Linked DNA regions of Mus musculus: region 1 is linked to region 2. Evidence: chromatin loops called from intact Hi-C (ENCODE). Cell type or tissue: left cerebral cortex. All regions are shown on one strand.

Evidence for each region. A loop is a pair of places that touch in the nucleus more often than their neighbours do. Peaks named below come from ENCODE experiments on the same cell type or tissue, not always from the same donor. Only the 100,000 strongest peaks of a DNase experiment are listed, where the experiment ranks them.
Region 1: a loop joins it to region 2, with 3 times the contacts of the local background. A loop is called at or near these places in 16 of 42 quality-filtered maps.

The regions. Positions count from the first base shown.
Region 1 is chr5:122,920,917-122,928,916 of GRCm38, forward strand. It overlaps Kdm2b (lysine (K)-specific demethylase 2B), which reads right to left. Exons shown (of 23, transcript NM_001003953.2): 12 at 469-555. Among named protein-coding and RNA genes, the nearest start is that of Gm33118, 17 kb to the right of the region's middle. In left cerebral cortex, a CTCF peak has its summit at 4,735 (motif pointing right); DNase peaks (open chromatin) are centred at 4,767 and 6,431; H3K4me3 peaks cover 204 bases; H3K27ac peaks cover 410 bases.
Region 2 is chr5:123,042,877-123,050,876 of GRCm38, forward strand. It overlaps Morn3 (MORN repeat containing 3), which reads right to left and starts at 4,140. Exons shown (of 5, transcript NM_029112.2): 1 at 3,755-4,140. The coding sequence starts at 3,899. In left cerebral cortex, CTCF peaks have their summits at 1,154, 3,236 (motif pointing left) and 6,580; DNase peaks (open chromatin) are centred at 3,201 and 6,546.

The sequences.
Region 1 (8,000 bases), 120 kb before region 2:
TAAATGCTGAAGCCAAGGGCAGGTGGACGGAAGACATGGAAGACACGTGAAGGCTTGCATGGTGCCTAGACATCTGCCAGCCCCTTATCTACTAACCCTTCTCCCGAGCCCCAGCTTAGACATTTTTATGTTAAATGCCTATTAGTTTTATGAAAAGAAGTCACACTGAGAGGAAGGGAAAGTCTGAGAAAGGCAGGAAATTTGAGACAGAGGGAGCCTCACTCCCGTCGTGTTCCCAAGTGGCCTCTACCAGTGTCCATGGCTCCCAGTTAGCATAGCTGCTAAAACCAAGTTCTTTGAAAAGGAAAGCATTTGCAGTGAACATTTCCTTCAAACCAGTCATGCTAAGCGGGGTGCCCTCGGCAGGATCCCGTCCTCATGGATTCCCGTACCCCCACCCCCAAAGGATAGGCAGAAGGCAGCGGGGAAGCAGTGGAACGGGAAAACGGGAAGCAAGGTGGGCCTTACCTTTGCAGTTTTCTTTGGCCAGCTGACCACAGGGACCCCGGTGATGGCCAGGGTGGGGTCGTCATCCACGTGCTCTTTCAGTACATTCTGTGGCCAAACAAAGGATCCATATTAACTGAGGGTGAAGGAAAGATCCCTAAAGGAGGCCAAACTAAACCCTTGAAGAATTGCAAGCTCAGCCGGGCAGTTGGTGGTGCACACCTTTAATCCCGGCACTTGGGAGGCAGAGGCTGGCTGATTTCTGACTCCCAGGCCAGTCTGGTCTACAGAGTGAGTTCCAGGACAGCCAGGGTTACCCAGAGAAACCCTATCGCAAAAAGCGGGGCGGGGGGACAAAAACAACCCCCGCCCAACTATGTCACCTAGAATTCCTATGGACTTACAACATTACAACATACAACATCCATCCCGCTTCCCAAAAATGTTTTGAGACCCGATTTCATTTTTTAGCTCTGGCTTGCCTAGAACCTACAGAGATCCAGGCATGTAGCACATTGCCCTGAATTTACCAGGCACGTACCATCTTGTACCCAAAGTGACACCAAACACTTGTCCGGAGTATCACAGACTCTCTCTCTCTCTCACACACACACTTTCTATCTGTAGCGTATGCTCACGTATCCTGTCCTCAGAGAACTCGGAAGTCAGAGGAGGGCACTGGGTAACCTCCACTCTCTCTCTCCACCTCAGTCCTTTGGGACAGAATCTCTAAATGAAAAACACACAGCTTGTGGTTTTGAGGCTAGGCGAGCCCAAGAGCACCTCCCGTCCCCGCCCACTGGAGTGTTGGGATTACAGGCATGCGTAGAACCAAGGCCAGCTTTACAATGGGGTGCAAGGATTTCATGCTTGGAAAGCAACTATTATTTTATTTTATTTTGGTTTTGTCGAGACAGAGTTTCTCTGTGTAGCCCTGACTATCCTGGAACCCACTCTGTAGACCAGGCTGGCCTTGAACTCAGAAATCTGCCTGCCTCTGCCTCCCTGAGTACTGGGATTAAAGGCATGCGCCACCATGCCTGGCTCAGGTGGTGGTTCTAACGCACGCCTAAATATTCTCAGTAATTGAGAGGCAGGCAGATAAATTTGAGTTCATCATGTGCAGCCTGGTCTACAGAGCGAGTTCCAGGACAGCCAGGGCTACAAAGGGAAACCCTGTCTCGAAATAAATAAATAAATAAATAAATAAATACATACATACATACATACATACATACATACATACATACATACAAAAACAACCACCACCTGGCCCACAAACATTCTTACCTGCAGAACCACCCTTGTTTCACTTTTAACCAAGTAACCTGCAAAGCAGGTAGATGAGCAGCTTAGAATCTCTGAAGTCCCTAAGTGCAATGATGTTCTCAAAGAAACAAATAAAAAAACCAACCAGGGAGCTGGAGAGATGGCTCAGGTTAAGAGCACTGACTACTCTTCCAGAGGTCCTGAGTTCAATTCCCAGCAACCACAGGGTGGCTCACAACCATATGTAATGGAATCGGATGGATGTCCTCTTCTGGTGTGTCTGAAGACAGCTACAGTGTACTCATATACATGAAATAAATAAATCATTTAAAAACAAAAAACAAAAAACCAACCAACCAGGCATGGGGTGGTACACGCATTGGGCTGGGGAGTTAAAGGTTATTCTCTGCTACACTGTGAGTCTGAGACCGGCCTTGGCTACAGGAGACCCTACCACTAAACAAAACAAAAAAGACTAAAAGACAGAGAATGGGGGAGGGAAAAAGGAAAAAAGGCTTTCATACAGCGCTTGGACAAAGTTCAGCGGGGTTGGTTGACAAGTCTGAGCCCTTAAACACAGGTTTCTGTCCCGTCTTGGTTCCCTACGTGGAGAAGTTCTTGGGTGTAAAGTCTGGTCTCCAGGGCAGAGTTCTTCCTTACCCAGGGGTATCATCCCCAGCTTTTACACTTTTCTAAGCCATGGTGCCCCCAAATGTAAAGGAGAGACGATTCAGTGGAGAGCTTCTTACACAGGAATGAGGTTCTAAAGTCACCATGCCAAAAAGCCAGAATCTGGTAAGAGTTCAGATCACCCTTTAGGAACCTGCAAACTGCTCACAAAGCAACAAACACCCTGTGGTACCCTGGCATCTAAACCCAATACACCCGGCACAACTGATTTCTTTCTGTCAACATCGAAACTAGATGGCCAGCTAAAGGCATTCTTTTGGCGGCATTTAAGAACACTGCCAATCATAGAAGGACATTTAATGGGGATAGCAGAGGCACTCAGAAGATAAACACAGGTAATGGTTATTTTACACTTAAAAAAAAAAAAAAAGTATTTCGTGTTTGTGTGTGCGCGTATACACATTCATTGGAACAGGGGCGCGCATGCTTGTATGAGGTGACGTCACAGCGTGCTTATGCGGTTCAGAGGACTCTGTAGAGTCAGTTCTCTCTCCCCACCTTCACAACTCAGGCTGTCAGGCCTTTCTTTCCCTCATGAGCCATCTTGAGATGATCCTGGCGTTTATTTTCAAGACATTTTCTCTCATTTGTATTAGCAGACAGGAATCCAATCCACTTCTAACTGACTCTATGGACTATCCTGTTTGCTTGGTCACCGTCTGATTGACTGATTTTCTGATACAGCAAGCCTCAGTCTTCCAGCTCCCCATGGGAGGCAGCCAACAGCACAGAGGTCACCGGGGTGGCCCGGGTTCGAATCTTTGCCCTGGAACACCCAGCATCACTGACCCACAACGGCTAGTTATAAAATATCTTTGTCGACTATGTTATGATTTAAATGAACAAGGTCTCCTGCAAGCTCGTGCACGTCAACACTTTGTCCCCAGTTAGTGGCAGTTTGGAGAGATGACAGAACCCTTCCCTTCTTGGACTCTGAGGCCTACAGGGCAGAGATAGGGCAGTAAGAGTGAGGCTGGAGGCTTCCTGGCCTGAGCTCTCTTCTCAGTCCTGTCTGCTGCCAAGGCACAGCAAGCTGAGCTGGTGGCTTCTGTCACCATGCCTCCCCTGCCGCTATCAATGAGCCTCTGATGCTGCAAGCCAGGACATTTGTCTCTCTGACTGATGTTGCTTCTGACAGATATTTTGACCAAGCATAAGAAGAACGACTGACACACTGTTGTATACCCAATATTGTCTAACCCAATAACTATGTATAACAATGACTAAAGAAAGCTTCCAGCAGGTAAAACTCAAGACATAAAGCTTCGGTCCCCTAAAGGACAGGCTAACAAGATACCTGACCAGAGCTCCCCCAAACCACCAAAAACCATAAAACAAAACAAAACAAAACAAAAAACAAAACTGACAAACCCCTCAAAACAGGGGCAGTCTGAAACACTGGCTAACCAAGAAAAAACAAAAAAACCCTGAGGAGGAAATTAAATGTTGAATCAGGGACAAAATTCTGGGCAACAAAAGGTAAATATTGCAGAAATCTGAAGAAATAACAAAATATTAGTTTTAATAATTGTGCCAAATGTATTATACTAAGATGTTAACATACTTGAGCTGTTTTATTTTTCTGAATTTTCCATAAACCTAAAATTTTTCTTGCTGGGTGAATGGGTAAATGCCTTTAATCCCAGCATTTGGGAGGTAGACAAAATGAGCTCTGGACAAGTTCAAGGTCAGCCTGATCTACAGAATGAGTTTTAGCCAGACTTAGTGAGATCCTCCCTCCACAAATAAATAACCATGCATTAAAAAAAGAAAGAAAGGAGGCCAGGAAGCGGTAGTCCACACCTTTAATCCCAGCACTTGGGAGGCAGAGGCAGAGGCAGGCAGATTTCCGAGTTCAAGGCCAGCCTGGTCTATAGAGTGAGTTCCAGGACAGCCAGGGCTACACAGAGAAACCCTATCTCTAAAGGGTTTCTAGCCCCCCCCCCAAAAAGAAGAAAATCTAAAAAAAAATAAGGTATTAATAAAACTGCTTTCTTATTTAAGGACATGGCTATGTATATCTGGCTGCCCTTGAACTCAGAAATCTACTTGCTTCTGATTATTATTATTATTTCCTTTTTGGTTTTTCAAAACAAAGTTTCTGGCTGTCTTGGAACTCTGTAGACCAGGCTGATCTCAAACTCACAGAGATCCACTTGCCTCTGCCTCTCAAGCGGTGGAATTAAAGACATGCGCCACCACACCCAGCTCCTTTTTATTTTTTAATTAAACACATTAGCTTTAAATTTTTCCCAAGGTGCCCTTGTATCCCAAATCTCCTGTACTAAACAATGCCAAGTTCCCTTCTGTGTACAGCATTTGATGGCCACTAGGGGGCACAATGGCGCCTGTCTTCCTGGGGTGTATTTTCATTTGTAAAGGCGAAATTTAGGGGAGGCTCGTAGCCTAGTGCAAGATTTTTGTCTCAGAAAAAAATGTTCCGGAGGGAATGATGTCACAGGATTCCTTAGGCTCTGCCTGAATTGACACATTCTCAGGGACCGTGGAGCACACAAACAGAATGAAGGCTGTGTGTCCTCGGTGTCCCAGCCCCCTAAGGACCACACCCTGTAAGCCCATGGCTCTCGCCAATCCCAGAGCAAGCTTCCTGCCCTCACCTGGCTCTTGCTGCTGGAAACTGCCCCATGTATGACCTACCAAAGGAACCTTGCCTCCCCCCATCATGCCAACTTCTCTCCAAGAATTTAATTTGTTAACAAGAGCTTTGGCCTCCATTGCTCCCCAGAGTGGGGTGTTAATCACTGGAAGCCCCTAGCCTATGCCATGACTAAAAATACCAGCACTAAGAAGGCAATGCCTGGCATTAGGATTGGAGCTCCAACAGTGGGGTTCATGAGGGGGCTGTAACAAGGCCAGAACTGCTGTTCTGGGGAGCACCAGGTGACAGTTTATTCGGGTCTCAGAACCCCTCCCTCTATTCCTATCTGCACCTGGAAAAACAAACAAAACAACCACTTCATCTGTAGTAGACTGCATTACAGTCCTCCCCATAAAACTGTGTTTAAGTCTTAACTCTAACTTCCAATACACGCAAACGGAAACTTCTAATCTTATGTGGGTAAGAGGTCTCTACACAGTAAGGTGAATCCTAGATCCTGGATTAGGATGCTACCTGGATACCTGATGCAGAGTCCTTCCCCCAGGCTCCTGAGGTTGCATAGGCAGGGGACAAGATTCTGTGATCACACTGGAAGCCAGCCAGCCCCCCTGGGCACTTACTTCCTGCCTTATAGCTCCCCTCTGAGGAGAAGCCTCCTTTGAAGTAGGCAAGAAGGTTTTACAGAGTCAACAGAGCTGGAGGAGGAGACTCTGTGACCCAGCACACGCAACATTCCCAAGATCCTGGGCCAAACTCTAAGCAAGAGAGAGAGAGAGAGAGAGAGAGAGAGAGAGAGAGAGAGAGAGAAACAAATCTAGATTGTACATCTCTCGCTGTCTTGAAAACTGGTAACACCAGAAACGAGGATCTTTAGAAGCAGGTGGGTGCCAGGGTGGAGAATGCTAAGTCCTCAAAAGAAAAAAGGCTCTGCCCGGTCGGGCAATGGTGGCGCATGCCTTTAATCCCAGCACTTGGGCGGCAGAGGCAGGTGGATTTCTGAGTTCAAGGCCAGCCTGGTCTACAGAGTGAGTTCCAAGACAGCCAGGGATACACAGAGAATCCCTGTCTCAAAAAACAGCAACAAAAGGCTCTACCCATTCCTTACAACATGGCTCCTCTAGCTCTCAGACCAGACCGGTAACAAAACTGTCTTCACCCCAAAGTGTCTGAAATAATATCAGCCCTAGCTTACGGAGAACTTCAGGCCCCTGCTGGGCTTTACATGTGTCAGCCGTGACAATGGATCACACCTTCTCCTATTTTTACCATGTCCCCAAGAACGTCAGCTACATAATGGACTGTGCAGGGACTGTGTGACCTGACTCCACAACTGTCCTTAAAGCCAAGCGACATCTGTTTGGACAGTGGACTCCTAATTTAGAACTGACATCCACAGCCCACTCCGAATTTAGGACTTTCTTCTCTCTCATGCTTGGAGTGTGATGCCAGAATACAACAACTGATCTCTAGGCTGCTGAGAAAGAAACACTTGGCCCAGCACGTTAGTTCGTGACGATAATCCTGACACTGGAGAGGCTGAGACAATACTGCCACAGGATTAGGACCAGATCGAGCTCTATATAGCCTGGGCTAGAGAGCGAGACTGTATCCAAAGAGTGAGGGAGTAGAGGTGAAGGGTGGGGGCAGGGGTGGAGGGTGGGGGGTAGGAGTGGGTGGAATAAAGATGGAAAGGGAGGGAAGGAAAGAGGGAGGGAGCTGGGAGGGAAAGAGGTAGGAAGGAAAGGGAGAGAAAGCCTTTTTAAAACAAGAAATGTGTCTTTCAGCCCTACAGCTGTGTAGCCCCTATAATTCCCACTGGCCCCACAATTCGATTGCAGCCCCACAATTCCATGCACACGGATATGATGGTTTTCTATACCATGATAAGGTGAGGCTAGCCAGAAGAGCATGGACTCAGGCCAAGAGGGCGGGGCATAGAGTAGTTAATGATGGTTGGGCTGCACTTTGCCCAATCATGGAAGCACCTTGCTTCATCCACCTACACTCTCGGTCATCCCTGCCCATGTGCTAAAGCCCTCCACAGCCCTGCCACATACCTGGCTATACTCTAGTCCCTTAGAACTGATCCGAGGACTACAGTCATCCTCAAATACTTACACACCCCTCTATCCCCTCTACCCAGAGCCACCACTCTCTCCGAGTTCTAGCTGAGAGCAGGGATGTTTCTAGGAGAGACGCCTTGCTAGCCAATCCCATCTTACAATTATTTACTTCGTCCCATGATTGTTGCTAATCAGTGTGTCCCCAAAATTCATGTGCAGTGAGAGCCCCAGGCTGTGACTATGGGGACAGTTTCAATACATTTAATCAATTTGACCTGAGTTTCCGCTGAATTCATCTGGGCCTGAATTTAATGGCTGGTGTCACTCATGGACAATATGGGTGGATGGGGTGTGGGGAGGGAGAGAAAGAGAGAGAGAGAGAGAGAGAGAGAGAGAGAGAGAGCGCACCATTATGATCTGTCTTAACCATGGCTTCAGGTGGGAGGGATATAACAAGGACTGCAAGCTGCCACAAGAAGAGGGAGGAGCCAAGGGCAGGCACTTCCTAGAGCCTTAGGCATAGGAATGGCTCTGTAAACATCTTCTTGCTTTCAGACTCAGCAGTCTCTTAGTCCCAGAAAACAACTGAACACACGGTGCTCTGAGACTGCAGTCCTAGGAAACTAATGCAGATGGTAACCACTCCCTAAAGAACAGATGAGAGCTGGAGAGAGAGAGGCGGGTAAGATCCCGGGACCAGAGAGGCTGGCCCAAACCAATGTCACTGTTCCTCAAAAATAAGTTCCCTGCCGTCCTTGTGCTTAGCTCTTCCTTTTTAAAAAGGGTCCAGCCAGGCAGTGGTGGCACACGCCTTTAATCCCAGCACTCGGGGAGCAGAGGCAGGTGGATTTCTGAGTTCGAGGCCAACCTTGTCTACAGAGTGAGTTCCAGGCAGCCAGGGCTACACAGAG
Region 2 (8,000 bases):
AAACGGTCTGACCCAGGGCTGAGGCAGCGAGAGTCTTTTCCTTGGATTTTTGTACACTTCATTTCTATATTTTTATAATGCTGTGGATCAAATGCAAGGCTCCGCTTACACCAGGTAAGCTGTTTACTGCCCAGTTAGCTACTTGACACAAGCCAGAATTGGTTTTGAAGAGGGGGAAAAAAAAGTCTCCATCAGATTGGCCTGTAGGGCATTTTCTCGATTGGTGGTGAGTGTGGGAGGGCCCCAGCTCACTGTGGGTGCTATCACCTCTGTGTTAGAGATCCTGGGTGCTGTGAGAAAGCAGGCTTGGATGGGGGTGGCTGGAGAGATGGCTTAATGGTTAGGAGCTCTTGCTGTTCTTACAGAATCAGGGTCCGGTTCCCAACACTCTTGCCTGACAACCTTCATGTTAGACGTGAACATGGTGCACACACATACATACAGGCAAACTACTCACATAAAATAAGTAAATCTAAAAGAAGACAGCACAGCAGGGCTGGGCAATCCATGAGGAGCAAGCCAGTAAGCAGCACTCCACCATGGCCTCTGCATCAGCTCCTGCCTCCAGGTTCCTGCCTTGAACTTTCTTGGTTTTTGGGTTTTTTTAAAGATTTATTTATTTATTTTGTGTATATGAGTACACTGGAGCTGTACAGATGCAGATGGTTGTGAGCCTTCATGTGGTTGCTGGGAATTGAATTTAGGATCTCTGCTCCCTCCTGCCCAAAGATTTATTTATTATTATTATATAAGTATACTATAGCTGTCTTCAAACACACCAGAAGAGGGCATCCGATCTCACTACAGATGGTTGTGAGCCACTATGTGGTTGCTGGGATTTGAACTCAGGACCTTTGGAAGAGCAGTTAGTGCTCTTAATCGCTGAGCCATCTCACCAGCCCTTGCCCTGACTTTCTTTAATGATGGACCTTGATGTGGAGCCAAAATAAACCCTTTCCTCTCCAAGTTGCTTTTGGCCATAGTATTTAGCACAACAACTGGAACTTGAAACCTAAGTAAGATAGCCACTGAGCTATATTTCTAGCTCTTGTATTTTAAATTTTATTTATAAAAGAACGTTTTTAAACATTTATTTTTATGTGTCTGTGTGAACATGCCATGTGACTGTAGTACCTAGAGATGCCGAAAGAGGGCGCGCTAAAACCCCCAGAGCCGAAGTTCCAGGTGACTGTGAGCCACTGGATGTAGATGCTGGGAACTGAATTCAGGTTCTCAGCTCTTTTTGTTTGTTTTTGAGACCCGGCCACGTTGTGTACATCAGGCTGGCCTAAAACTTGCCATGTAAATCAGGCTGGCCTCCAGCTCAGAGATCTATCTACCTCTGCCTCCTGAGTGCTGGGCTTAAAGGTATGTACCATCAAGACCAGAGAGCAATACTTGCACTTAACTGCTGAACTCTCTCTCCAGCCCAACCCTTGGGTTTTTAAATCTAGAGCAGGTAGGGCCTCAGGCTTATCTCATTTGCCTAATGATATTTGAAATATTGTGAAATAAGATATTCACGCTGGGAGATAAAATTTGATCTAGGCTATCCCTGAGAAGGGCAAACTCACCCTGCATCCAGAACAGGGCTGCTAGCCTGTCCCCTTCTTTTCAACAATGTTTGTCCTGCAACAAAGAGAGACAGGGCTTGGGGAGAGGTGGCTCAGTGGTTAAGAGCACTTGCTGCCTTTGCAGAGGACCTGGGTTCTGTCCCCAGCAGCTCACAACCACCTGTAACCCCAGTTCCAGAGGGATCTGACACCCTCTTCTGAACGCCATAGGCACCAGGCTCTCACATGCTGCATATACATACATACATACATACATACATACATACATACATACACATCAAGGCAAAAACACTCATGTACATGAAATAAAATAGATCTTAAAGAAGACAAGACTCACCATGGTCCACGAGGCACAATATATTTATTAGATACTTAGCTCTACAGACATGAGTTTTCTCTCTCTCTCTCTCTCTCCCTCTCTGTGTTTTGCTTTGCTGTTTTTTTAAAGACTTATTTATTTATTATATGTAAGTGCACTGTAGCTGTCTTCAGACACTCCAGAAGAGAGCAACAGATCTCATTACGGATGGTTGTGAGCCACCATGTGGTTGCTGGGATTTGAACTCATGACCTTCGGAAGAGCAGTCAGTGCTCTTAACTGCTGAGCCATCTCACCAGCCCTTTGCTTTGTTTTTGAGACAGGGTGTCATTATGTAGCCCCAGCTGCACTGGAACTTGCCAGGTAGACCAGCCTGGCCTTGAATTCACTGAGGTCATCCTGCCTCTGCCTCTGGAGTACTGGAACTAAAAGTATGAGACACCGCAGTTGGATGCTTCCTTCCTTCCTTCTTTCTTTCCTTTCTCTCTTTTTAAATTTTATTTTGTTTTGAGATAAGGTCTCATGTAGCTGAAGCTGGCCTTGAACCCCTGATCTCCCTACATATTGTCTTCCAAGCACTTGGGCACTGCAGGAATGCACCATCATACCTGGCTTCTCCAACCCCAACTTGCTTTGGGGGAGGGGGATCTTAGAGATAGGGTCATAGCCCAGCCTTGATCTTCCTACCTCAGACTCCTGAGCCAGTAACTGGGCTTATAGGTAATGTATACTAAAACCACATCCAATTCTGACCCACGTTCTCTCCCATTACTCTTTGTTCAGCTACACTGACTTCTAGTCTGTCCCTCAGTCAAGTTACACTGACCTCCCTAATTCTAATTCTACAGTTTAAGGTCTAAATTTTAGACGAAAAGCCCCTCAACCTGGACACATCTTTATCCTTTCTGCCTAGCTCAAACATCACCCTGCTCCTGTCTTCTTTGTTACTCCCTCTCTTCCCCTCTCTGGTGCCCTCTATAGCCTAATACCACCTCTTCAGTAGTCACTTCTTCCCAGGTCACCTCATTTGGGAAATGTGATGGTAGTCTACTTTGCAGAGTCTCCCCGAGCACCCTTGCTCTGAGCAATCTTGCTGCGTGTACTTTATAAAGAGACATTGTTGCCACTTAACAGATGAGAAAACCTATAGATAAGGTATTCTAACAATGCAGGCTCAGGGATTCTAGTGTAGATAACCCAGGAAGGCAGGAGAAGAAAGTGGTTAAGTCTGGAATTGCAAGACTAGAGCTTTTAAATAGAGTCCCCGTCCTACCCCCATCCATCCCGGACAAACGTGATTTGCAATGTATCGGCCAGAACCCATTCGCCCCCTGCTGGTTAAGACTTGAGTCCAGGCATACAGGAGTAATCATGGTCACTCAGTTACTTCTGGGGGGTTGGATAGGTCCAACCTGTGTCTTGAGGCCCAGACCTTGTGCCCCCACCATCTGCAGAGCATCAGGGCAGCATCTGAAGCCCACAACGCCTACTGCAAGTCATTTTCTTAATGTGTTGACCTTTTCAACCAACCCCAGGCTCTGCTACCCTGTCAGAAGACAGAGAGCGATCCAGCACCCCCAGAACCCCACCCAGCTTTGGGCTGGCTTCTGATGATCCCTATCCCATTTTTGTTTTCTGTCCCTAGACTCTGGCTCAGCTGAAGTCAGGGCTGACTTGGACTTCAGAGCCACAGCCCCCTGCTGGTCCCGGTTCTGGTCACTAAGTGGGGTTGGGAACAAAACAAGATCGCTTATGTTCTTAATGGACTCTGTAACAGTGCTTTTTGTTTTGTTTTGCATTGCCCACCCACTCTGACCCCACGCTGGCCACTAATCCCCGGAGGCTCTCCCGCTTAGCTTACCGTGTTTCAAGTTGCCCTTCCATTCGCCCACGTAGTGATCGCCGTTCACAGCAAACACTTGGTGTCTCAGTCCGTTCTTCTGGGCTTTCCGGTCCCACCCTTTCCACGGCGGCTCTACTTTCCTTGGACACTTAGTGACCGGCATGCTGGCTGCCTCTGTGGTGTTGCGGGGGTGCTAGCAGGAGGTAGGGGCATCAGGGGCTCAGTGACTCCCGTGTATCCTGGGGATCCTGGTACTTCCTGGGGAGGTGCCTGCCTGAGTTCCAATAGGGCAGGTCATTTGTGTTCTGAGTCCCCAGGGCAGGTGAAGAGCCCTCAGTGGGGATCCCTCTGTGCTGGACTGACCCACAACAGTCCTTGCCCTTGCATTCTCCTAGGGTCCATCTGTCAGGGATGTGATGGCATAATTCCTTTGGAACCCAGGGATTGTGATGACACTGGAGAGAAGCTGCCCCTGGGAAAAATGATGCTCACAGGTGACTTAATGACTTGAAAGACCAATCAGGAACCGACTTTGGTAGAAGAGACTCGAAGTAAGAAAGATCAGATGGTACCAAGTACTGGGACCACTCCAGGTGTATCAGAGGGTATCAGGCAGACAGCTGCCTGCCCTGTTAGCCCTTGCCCTACGTACCTGGTAGATGGGACAGATGAAGCTCAGGGGTTGCCTTTCAGCAGGGGAGATCCCACAAATCAGAGACTGATTTCATGGTGACTAACTGTCCCAGACTGCAAGTCTAGCTATACAGTGAGACCTTGTCTCAAAACAAACACAGTTGGACAGCCCTTGGCTCACTGGTCATCCTTCCACATCTGAGCCCTACGACTCTTATCTGGTAGAGCCATAGACTCTAGAGGGAAACAGTGGGTGGCCCAGGGTCTCCTCCCCATGTCTGGGAGCCCCGACCTGTTTTCCTCAGGTCCCCAGAATCTCCAGAAGGGATTGTTCATGTCTTTCCATCTGTCTCCAGCTGGCTCATGGGTGATAAAAACGTTCCTATCTACATCCTGGGGACCGCAATCTCCCTCAACTAATACAACCACATACTCCATAGGTTCTGAGGCTGTACAAATCCACTCCCATTAAATCTTGCACCGGCAGCACATACACACAGGTGCTGCCAATCAAAATATCCTCAGGTTGAAGCCAGTTCTAGGAGGTCATGGTATCTTAGCATCCACCCACAGGGTCAGCCTCACAACCTGTGTGCTTCAGGTTGGACACTGTGCCTGCCACCTGTGCATGTTTTACAGCCTCTGTTCCCACAGAGGGGACTACTGGCACATGACTTTAATCCCAGCACTCAGGAGGCAGAGGCAGGAAGATATCTGAGTTCAAGGCCAGCCTGGTCTACAGAGTGAGTTCCAGGATAGTCAGGGCTACACAGAGAAACCCTGTCTTGAAAAGCCAAAAACCCAAAATAAAAACAAAACAAACAAACAAAAAAATCAAAACAAAACAAAGCTTGCTTTTTTTTTTTTTTAATATGGAGTCTTGCTATGGCTCTGTGGCCCTGGCTGACATGGAACTCCATACTCCATATGTAGACCAGATGTAGACCAGGCTAGCCCCTAATTTGCATTATTCTTCTTGCCTCCTGAGTGCTGGCATAAAAGACATGTACCACTACACTCAAGTTCATTCATTCATTCATTCTCTCTGCCCCTTTCTGTTTCTAATAGGGTGTCATGTAGTACAGGTTAGACTCAAACTCCCAATGTAGCTGAGAATGACTTTTTTTCAATCCAGGGTCTCATGTAACCCAGGCTAGCCTCAGACTCACGATGCAGGATGACTTTAAATTAGCGGTCCTCCCAACTCTACCTCCTAAATGCTAGGATTGCAAGCATTAGCCTTCTTGCTTGGTTTATGCAGTGCTTAGAATCAAGCCCAGGGCTTCACACATGCCAAGCAAGTACTCTATCTACTGGTCCTCAGGCAGTGGTCTTAACCGATGAGCCATCTCTCCAGCCCCATACTGGCAGTTCTCCACGTGCCCTTTAATTGTTGTGTAGAGATCTGGCTTCTTGGCAGGGCCTCAGATGGAGAGTGGAGGACTTGAGAGGGGAGCCATGGTATAGAAGGTTTGTGCTGCTGTCAGAATCCTGAGGCTACCAATCTGCATTTGCAGTATCTTTATATATCCTTCGAGAACAATCCTGATAGTACCTTTTCCCTCTGAAAGCACCCCTGCTCTGGCCACCATTCTCAGCAGAGATGACTGGGGCCATGTGTTTTTTTGTTTCTCACTGCACCCAAGTGCCCACACATAGTAGGTTCTCAACTAAGGGCAAAGAGATGCTGGGAGTTGTAATGCAACCCGTAATCCTAACTGCTGGAAAGCTGAGGCAGAGGAATCACCACAAGTCTGAGGTCAGCTTGGGAGTGAGACCCTGTCTTGAAAAAAGCAGAAACTAGAGAAGGAGAGGATGGCCCAGTGGTTAAGAGCAGCACTTGTGCTGGGCATGGTGGCCCATACCTTTTAATCCCAACACTCAGGAGGCAGAGGCAGGCTGATTTCTGAGTTCGAGGCAAGCCTGATCTACAGAGTGAGTTCCAGGACAGCTAGGGCTATACAGAGAAACCCTGTCTTGAAAAAACAAAACAAACAAACAAACAAAAAACTAAGGAGAGCTCTGTGGACACTGGAGGGGAGGGGACAGACAGCTGGGGTCATTCCCGAGCTCCAGCCCCTTCATCCACTGGCTCACCTGTAACAGCAGCCTTGGACTTCACTCAACCCGCAGCTGAAGTTGTGAGTCTTGGGCCTAGGGAGGTTGTTATGGCAACGCCAAAACTGACTGACTTGCTGTGCCCGCCTCTTCCTGCAGAGGCAGGGTAGCGGGAAACTTTAAGGGAAGGGAAAGTCTTATTTGTTTTTCGCCTTAGGACTTTTGAGTATCTTCCGGACGCTCTGGAGACCATCTCCGGTGGAAGATGCGCGGTGTACACATTTTACAGATGCAAAATTCTTGCTCTGCTCACAACGCCTTGAGGATCCTGGAAGACCTGCCTAGCCTCTTCACTTTTCCCTTTATCCTGTCCCCCTAAGCCTCCCCATTCAGCCTTTGTCAGAGCTACTACACACTTGCTTCTCTGCTGTTCCTGGAAAGTGCACCATGTACCTGCCTCCTGCCTTGGGCTCTTCTGGGGGCAGCTGCCAGGACATCTCTTCCTCCACCGGAGAGTGTGGATCTTGCCTTCAGACGTCAGCTCCAGACGCAGGAGTTCTCAGAACCGCCCTATTTAAAATTGGAATCTCCGTGTGCTTCATTGCTGTTTATTCTGTTTAAGCACTTAGCATGGCTGCCATCTGAGTGAGTGTTGGTTTTAAAGGCAACCTCACTTTCAAAAAATAACAAAGAAACAAACAAAAAACGACAAACCTCTCAAACAGAAAAAGAAGGGGGCGGGCTGGAGAGGTGGCTCAATGCTTAAGAGCACTGTCTGCTCTTCCAGAGGTCCTGAGTTCAATTCCCAGCAACCACATGGTGGCTCATAAACCTCTTTGATGAGATATAAATACATCTTTAAAACAACAACAACAACAACAACAACAAAACATAAAAAGAAGGGAGGCCAGTGAGATGGCTCAGTGGATAAAGCCACCCACTGCCAAGCCTGGCAACCTGAATTCAATTCCTGGTGCACACTGTGGGAGGAGAGAGCTGACTCCTGCGTGTTGTGTCTGACCTCCACATAGCGAGCACACGCATGCACATACAGAATCAAAATGTCCAACACTCGAGAAGGCACAGCTGGAACAGACACCTGTGGCTTCCTCTTCCTGCACTTAACAGGCGCTGCTGTGCCGGGCAGTGGTGGCGCACGCCTGTAATCCCAGCGCTTGGGAGGCAGAGGCAGGCGGATTTCTGAGTTGGAGGCCAGCCTGGTCTACAGAGTGAGTGCCAGGACAGCCACGGCTACACAGAGAAACCCTGTCTGGAAAAACCAAACCAACCAAACAAAAACCAGGCGCTGCCATTCTGCCTAATCTGAAAACAGAGAGGGTTTTGTAGGCTTTTATTCTTGGAACCTGCCTCTGCCTCCATCATAGGCATGAACCACGAAGCCTCTCTCCTTCCACCATCAACCTTTTTATGTTCTTGGTGACAAAAATGACCGGCTCCTAACGACCGGCTCCTTATGCCCATCACTGTGTTGTTTTGTTTATTTTATTTTATTTTTCAAGATAGGATTTCTCCGTGTCGTCCTGACTGTCCTGGAACTCACCTTGTAGGCTGG